Regions from separate parts of the Homo sapiens genome. Here region 2 is linked to region 1. Evidence: read pairs that join two places in POLR2A ChIA-PET (ENCODE). Cell type or tissue: OCI-LY7. All regions are shown on one strand. Region 1 has its middle 17 kb from the start of CLIP2. Region 2 overlaps GTF2IRD1 (GTF2I repeat domain containing 1).

Region 1 (4,000 bases):
TGTTTTGAGACGGAGTCTCGCTCTGTCGCCCAGGCTGGAGTGCAGTGGTGCCATCTCAGCTCACTGCAACCTCTGCCTTCTGGGTTCAAGCGATTCTCCTGCCTCAGCCTCCTGATGCACGCCACCATGCCTGGCTAATTTTTTGTATTTTTAATAGAGACGGGTTTCACCGTGTTAGCCAGGATGGTCTCCATCTCCTGACCTTGTGATCCGCCCACCTCGGCCTCTCAAAGTGCTGGGATTACAGGTGTGAGCCACTGTGCCCAGCCCCAAGGGTGTTTTTTTAAAGACAGAGGATATGGGATGGGGTGGTGCAGCTTTGCTCAGAATCCTCATCCTCAAGGTCAAAAAAATAAGAAAAAAAATTGAGTTAAGTCCAGGCGTGGTGGCTCATGCCTATAATCCCAACACTTTGGGAGGCCGAGGCGGGTGGATCACTTGAGGTCAGCAGTTCGAGACCAGCCTGGCCATCATGGTGAAACCTCGTCTCTACTAAAAATATAAAAATTAGCCAGGTGTGGTGGCGTGTGCCTGTAGTCCCAGCTACTCGAGAGACTGAGGCAGGAGAATTGCATGAACCCAGGAGGCAGAAGTTGCAGTGAGCCGAGATCATGCCACTGCACTCCAGTCTGAGTGACAGAGTGAGACTCCATCTTAAAAAAAAAAAAAAAAAAAAATTTTGAGCAAAATCCAACCCCACTGGAAATCAGAAAAAGGAAGAAAAAAAAAAGATTATGGGAAAAAAATATAGAATCTTGGTCCTATGTCCAGGCATGGTGGCTCCTGCCTATCCCAGTGCTTTGGGAGGCCAAGGCTGGAGCATCGCTTGAAGCCAGGATTTTGAGACCAGCCTGGGCAACCTAGCAAGACCCCCATCTCTACAGAAAAACCTTTTTTTTTTTTAGATGAAATTTTGCTCTTGTTGCCCAGGCTGGAGTGCAATAGCACGATCTCGGCTCACTGCAACCTCTGCCTCCCGGATTCAAGCGATTCTCCTGCCTCAGCCTCCCGAGTACCTGGGATTACAGGCACCCACCACCACGTCCAACTAATTTTGTATTTTTGGTAGAGGTGAAGTTTCACCATGTTGGCCAGGCTGGTCTCAAATTCCCGACCTCAGGTGATCCACCTGCCTCGGCCTCCCAAAATGGTGGGATTACAGGTGTGACCACCTCGCCTGACCGAGGTCTCTCTCTCTTTTTTTTTTTTTTTTTTTTGAGACGGAGTCTCGCTCTATTGCCCAGGCTGGGCTGGAGTGCAGTGGCACTGTCTCACCTCTCTGAAAACTCCGCCTCCCGGGTTCACGCCATTCTCCTGCCTCAGCCTCCCGAGTAGCTGGGACTACAGTCGCCCGCCATGATGCCCGGCTAATTTTTTGTATTTTTAGTAGAGATGGGGTTTCACCGTGTTAGCCAGGATGGTCTCAATCTCCTGACTTCATGATCTGCCTGCCTCGGCCTCCCAAAGTGCTGGGATTACAGGCGTGAGCCACCACCCCCAGCCAGTCTCCTTTTTTTATAGGGCTCCTCTCACAGTGCCTGGCTCACTGGAAGTTTACAGTAGAGTACAGGGATTGTCACTCACACAGAGCGAGGATTGCCAGGGATTTGTTTGTACCAGAGGCTGGAGTAGAGTTTAGGAAACCACAGGGCATTCCTAGTGTCTAACCAGCCAGGGCCAGGCAGGCTTTCCATCCTTCCTTTGGTGCAAACGCCCTCGCAGTTGACTCATTCCCCAACCCTGAGGTCTGCGGCCCCCATCCCCCAGCCACACCACTTCCCCATTAGCATGGTGGCCCCTCTGGTCTCTGCCGTTCTAGCTTCCTGTCCATGCCTCCTGGTTCAGCCCAGATGTGGCCGTGGCCCATCCTCCACTCCCCTGGGAGGACAGATCTGGCTCAGGGCTGTCTGCAGTCTTGAATCCCTCTCCTCTCTCCTCTGAAGCCAGGGTAAAGCACACACCACACAGCCTGGCCCACAGCAGGACTGATTCTAGTACATTCCCAGATGGTCTATGTCAGCTGGGAATGCTTGACTTCCTGTTTTGTTTTCCGTCAGCAATCCTAAACCAGAACTTTCTTTCCCATAAGAATGATTTCTTCAGGTTGCTGACACGGTGACACCACTTTGAAAAGGAGGGAAGTTTGGAGCACTTTTTGTTTAGATCAGAATTTAAAATGATGCCAGGCAGGGTGGCTCACGCCTGTAATCCCAGGATTTAGGGAGGCCAAGACGGGTGGATCATTTGAGGTCAGGAGTTCGAGACGAGCCTGGCCAACATAGTGAAACCCCATCTCTACCGAAAATACAAAAATCAGCCGGATTTCGTGGTGGGCACCTGTAGTCCCAGCTACTCGGGAGGCTGAGGCAGGAGGATTACTTGAACCCGGGAGGCAGAGGTTGCAGTGAGCCGAGATCACACCACTGCACTCCAGCCTGGGTGACACAGTAAGACTCCCTCCCAATTTAGAAAAATAATTAAAATGAAAGCCTGTCCAGGAAGCAGTGGAGGTTAGAAGTCCTGGTCTGGCGGTTCAGATCCCTCCTGAGGCACTTCCTGGTTTGAGGCAAATCTCTTCCGGCTTCACTCCACTTTTCTCATCTATAAAAATAGGACTAAGTCAGGTGCAGCGGTGCGAGCCTCTAGTCCCAGCTACTGAGGAGGCTGAGGTGAGAGGATGGCTTGAGTCCAGGAGTTCAAGGCTGCAGTGAGCTGTGATCGTGCTACTGCAGTCCAGCCAGGGCAACAGAATGAGACTCTGTCTCTAAAATAAATAAATAGGCTGAGTGCAGTGGCTCATGCCTATAATCCCAGCACTTTGGGAGGCCAAGGCAGGAGGATCACGTAAGCCCAGAAGTTCGGGACCAGCCTGTGCAACATAGTGGCATTACAGGCATAAGCCACCATGCCCAGCCAATTTTTTAAAATATAGAAATTCACACCCACAGGCCAGGCGGCTCATGCCTGTCATCCCAGTACTTAGGGGGGCCAAGGCGGATGGATCTCTTGAGGTCAGGAGTTCGAGACCAGTCTGGCCAACATGGTGAAACCCCGTCTCTACTAAAAATACAAAAATTAGCCGTGTGGTGTTGCCCACCTGTAATCTCAGCTACTCAGGAGGCTGAGGCAGGAGAATTGCTTGAATTTGGGAGGCAGAGGTTGCAGTGAGCCGAGATTGCACCACTGCACTGCAGTCTGGGTGAAAAAGCGAGGCTCCATCTCAAATAAATAAATAAATAAATGAAATACTAAAATGAGGACATTGGACAAGGTTATCTCTAAACAGCACACTCTGGCTTAACTTTGACATTTCAGGATAAGTGAGTTTCTCAGGAAACAGACCTATAAATAAAGCTCAGTAGTTTCCTTTCAGGACCCCCAGATAGCAGTGTAGAAAATGCACTCCATCTTAACACAAAAAATAAAAAGTCAAAAAATTAGCCAGGCGTGGTGGTGCGTGCATGTAGTCCTAGATATTTGAGAGGCTGAGGTGGGAGGAGGGAGGATCTTTTGAGCCCAGGAGTTGGAGTCTCCAGTGAGCTAAGATCGCAACACTGCACTCCAGCCCGAGTGACAAAGGGAGACCCTGTCTCAAAAAAAAACAAAAAAAAAGGGCGGGGCGGGGTGGCGGCGGGCATGGTGGCTTGCCCCTATAATCCCAGCACTTTGGGAGGCCGAGGCGGGCGGATCATCTGAGGTCAGAAGTTCAAGACCAAGCTGGCCAACATGGTGAAACCCTGTCTCTACTAAAAATATTTTAAAATTTAGCTGGGTGTGGTGGTGAGCACCAGTAATCCCAGCTACTCCGGAGGCTGAGGCAGGAGAATCACCTGAACCCGGGAGAAGGAGGTTGCAGTGAACTGAGACCGCGCCATTGCACTCCAGCCTGGGCAACAGGAACGAAACTCCATCAAAAAAATAAAAGAGGGCCGGGCGTGGTGGCTCATGCCTGTAATCCCAGGACTTTGGGAGGCCGAGGCAGGCGGATCACAAGGTCAGG
Region 2 (4,000 bases), 220 kb before region 1:
GTTTCCCTATATTGCCCAGGCTGGTCTCGAACTCCTGGGCTCAAAGGATCTTCCCACCTCGGCCTCCCAAAGTGAAAAAAATAAATAAATAAGTTCTTAATACTTCTCCCAACAAGTGGTGTCATCTAATTCTCTCCTCTTGAATGTGATTTGAATAAAGACCCACTTTGAACCAACAGAATGTGTGGGCAGCGCCAACACGTGACCTCTGCAGCCAGGTCCCCAAAGGCGCTAGACTTCCCCCAGCCACTCACTCACTCTCAGACCCTTGCCCTGGACTCTGAGCTGACACGTGGGAAGCCCGACTATCCTGAGGCCACCGTGCTGGAGGGGCCGGGGGGCAGCAGAGAAGCCCAAGGGGCCCCAGCTGTTCCTCGGCTCAGGCCCCGGGCCAGCAAGTGAAACATCTTCAAAATGACCTCAAGCCCTGCTAACTTTTTATTTAGAAACGGGATCTTGCTCTGTTGCCCAGGCTGGAGTGCCGTGGTGCGATCGTAGCTCACTGCAGCCTCCAACTCCCACCGGCAACCTTTTGACTGCAATTGTAGGAGAGATTGAGTAAGACCCATCTGGCTGAGCTCAGACAACTCTCACAATGTGAAGAGTAAAAGAAGAAATGACTGTTGTTTGACACTGCTAATGTTGGGCTATTGGTTTATGCAGTCCAAGATAAATAACGGATACACCCTGAGGGCACACCAGGCTGACGCTGCTGTACCCCCCAAGAGGGGGCAGCTGTTTGGGAGAGTGGACACGGCTTGAGTTCAGGAGTTCAAGACCAGCCTGGGTAATATGGCAAGACCCCATCTCAACAAAAAATAAAAAAATCAGCTGGGTGTGGTGGTGCATGCCTGTAGTCCCAGCTGCTTGGGAGGCTGAGATGGGAGGATCCCCTGAGCCCAGGAGGTCAAGGCTGCAGTGAGCCAAGATCACACCACTGCACTCCAGCCTAGATATATGGCTTAGGGAGTCCACATAAATGAGAATAAGGTCCCCTCAGAGGGGACAGAGCCGAGGTGGGTCAGCTGGGATCTTCCATTTGTCTCCTTTACCTGGCCGGCATCTATCACAGGAGAACCTGTCTACTAGAATGGCTGCTGGAGTTTGCCCTTAGAGACCCGAGATAGGCTCAAAAAAATGACCTCCAAAAGACAGCCATGTCCTAATCCCCAGAGCCTGTGTTACCTTATATGGCAAAATCACTTTGCAGATGTGATTAAGGATCTTGAGGTAGGGGATTATTCTGGCTTAGCCGGGTAGGCTCTAAATGCCATCACATGCATCCTTATAAGAAGAGGTCATGGCCGGGCGCGGTAGCTCATACCTGTAAGCCCAGCACTTTGGGGGCCAAGGCAGGAGGATTGCTTGAGCCCAGGAGTTTGAGACCAGCCTGGGAAACATAGTGAGACCCCATCTCTACAAAAAATAAAAAAAAATTAGCTGGGTGTGGTGGAGCATGCCTATAGTCCCAGTTACTCGGGAGGCTGAGATGGGAGGATCCCCTGAGCCCAGGAGGTCAAGGATGCTGTGAGCTGAGATCACGTCACTGCCCTCCAGCCTGAGCAAGACAGTGAGACCCCTATCTCAAAAAAAAAAAAAAAAGAAGAAGAAGAAGAGGTCATGCCAGGCACAGTGGCTCATTCCTGTAATCTCAGTGCTTTGGGAGGCCAAGGCAGCAGGATCACTTCAAGTCAGGAGGACCACTTGAGGCTAAGAGTTTGAGACTAGCCTGAGCAACACAGCAAGACCCCAGCTCTACAAACATTTTTTAAAAATAGGGTAGAGGAAGACTGGACATCCATATAGAAGAGAAGTCCAAGTGAAGACGAAGTAGAGAGAGATTGGAAGATGCTGGCCTTGAAGACTGGAGTGATGCGGCCACAAGCCCAGGAGTGCTGGCAGCCCCCAGGAGCTAGAAGAGGCCAGGAACAGATTCCCCCCGAGAGCCTCTGGAGGGAGCATGGCACTGTCGGCACCTTGATTTTGGCCCAGTGGTAATGATTTTGGACCTTTGGCCTCCAGAACTGTGAGAATAGAAATTTCTCTTGTTCTCATAAAAACATGGGCAAAGGACATGAACAGACACTTTTCAAAAGGAGATGTACATGCAGCCAACAATCTTATGAAAAAAGACTCAATCAACATCATTGATCATGAGTGAAATGCAAATCACAACCACAATGAGATATCATCTCACACCAGTCAGAATGGCTATTATTAAAGTCAAAAAATGACAGATGCTGGGCCAGGCGTGGTGGCTCACACCAGTAATCCCAGCACTTTTGGAGGCCAAGGTGGGCAGATCATGAGGTCAGGAGATCAAGACCATCCTGGCTAACATGGTGAAACTCAGTTTCCACTAAAAATACAAAAAATTAGCCAGGCGTGGTGGCAGGCACCTGTAGTCCCAGCTACTCGGGAGGCTGAGGGAGGAGAATGGCGTGAACCCGGGAGGCAGAGCTTGCGGTGAGCCGAGATCACGCCACTGAACTCCAGCCTGGGCGACAGAGTGAGACTCTGTCTCAAAAAAAAAAAAAAAAAATTAGCCGGGAATGGTAGTGTGTGCCTGTAATCCCAGCTACTCGGGAGGCTGAGGCAGGAGAATTGCTTGAACCCAGGAAGTAGAGGTTGCAGTGAGCTGAGATTGCACCACTGCATTCCAGTCTGGACAACAGAGTAAGACTCCGTCTCAAAACAAAAACAAAAACAAAAACAAACGAACAAGAAAATAACAGATGTTGGTGAGGTTGTGGAGAAAAAGGAACACTTATACACTGTTGTAAATTAGTTCAGCCATTGTGGAAGACAGTGTGGTGATTCCTCAAAAACCTAAAGACAGAAATACCATTGGACCCGGCAATCCCTTACTGGGTATATACCCAAAGGAATAGAAATCATTCTACAATAAAGACACATGCACACGTATGTTTACTGCAGCACTATTCACAACAGCAAAAACATGGAATCAACCTAAATGCCCATCAATGATAGACTGGGTAAAGAAAATGTGGTAGGTATACACCATGGAATACTATGCAGCCACAAAAAAGAACAAGATCATGTTCTTTGCAGGGACATGGATGGAGCTGGAGGCCATTATCCTTAGCAAACTAACACAAGAACAGAAAACCAAATACTGCATGTTCTCACTTATAAGTGGGAGCTGAACAATGAGAACACATGGACACAGAGAGGGGGGCAACACACACTGGGGCCTTTCAGAAGGTGGAGGGTGGGAGGAGGGAGAAGATCATAAGAAATAACTATTGGGTACTGGGCTTAATACCTGGGTGAAAAAAGAATCTGTACAACAAACCCCCATGACACAAGTTTACCTATGTCACAAACCTGCACACTTGTACCCAAGAACCTCAAAGTAAAAAAAAAAAAAAAAAAAAAAAGAATTTTTTTTTCTCCCTCACTCTGTCACCCAGGCTGGAGTGCAGCAGTGGGATCTCAGCTCACTGCAACCTCCACCTCCAGGGTTCAGGCGATTCTCGTGCCTCAGCCTCCTGAGTAGCTGGGATTACAGGTGCCTGCCACCACGCCCATCTAATTTTTGTATTTTTAGTAGAGATGGGGTTTCACCATGTTGGCCAGAATGGTCTTGAACTCCTGACCTCATGATCTGCCCACTTTAGCCTTCCAAAGTGCTGGGATTACAGGCATGAGCCACCGCACTCGGCCTGAAATTTCTGTTGCTTTAAGGCACGAAGTCTGTGTGGCCCGTGTTACAGCAGCTTCAGGAAATTAACACTGGCTCCTTCACTGGCTGTACCCCACCTCACAAAGACAGTCCACATCCTCAGCCCCTTGGACACTCAGTCCTCAGCTCAGACCTCTGCAAAGCTCAGGCCTGGGTTTGCTGGAGAGCTCTCCAATCTCTTCCCCCTTGGAAGCGCCACTAGAAAGAGCCGGATTTTTCTGGACACCAGAGAAGCGTCTCTGTGATTCAAGTCTCACTGCCCTATGGACCAGCTGGGGCGTTGGAGCTGATGGA

The links. ChIA-PET counts read pairs that join two places held together with the same protein. Peaks named below come from ENCODE experiments on the same cell type or tissue, not always from the same donor. Only the 100,000 strongest peaks of a DNase experiment are listed, where the experiment ranks them.
Region 2: POLR2A ChIA-PET joins it to region 1 with 5 read pairs; 2 of 35 experiments call an interaction of 5 or more read pairs at or near these places.

What each region holds. Positions count from the first base shown.
Region 1 is chr7:74,270,540-74,274,539 of GRCh38, reverse strand. No RefSeq gene overlaps it. Among named protein-coding and RNA genes, the nearest start is that of CLIP2, 17 kb to the left of the region's middle. RefSeq lists enhancers at 218-267, 1,626-1,715, 1,756-1,845, 2,456-2,505. In OCI-LY7, no CTCF peak of the experiment used is centred here; DNase peaks (open chromatin) are centred at 1,839 and 2,579; H3K4me3 peaks cover 1,637 bases; H3K27ac peaks cover 2,189 bases.
Region 2 is chr7:74,490,713-74,494,712 of GRCh38, reverse strand. All of the region lies in intron 1 of GTF2IRD1 (GTF2I repeat domain containing 1), which reads right to left. Among named protein-coding and RNA genes, the nearest start is that of GTF2IRD1, 39 kb to the right of the region's middle. In OCI-LY7, no CTCF peak of the experiment used is centred here; no DNase peak of the experiment used is centred here.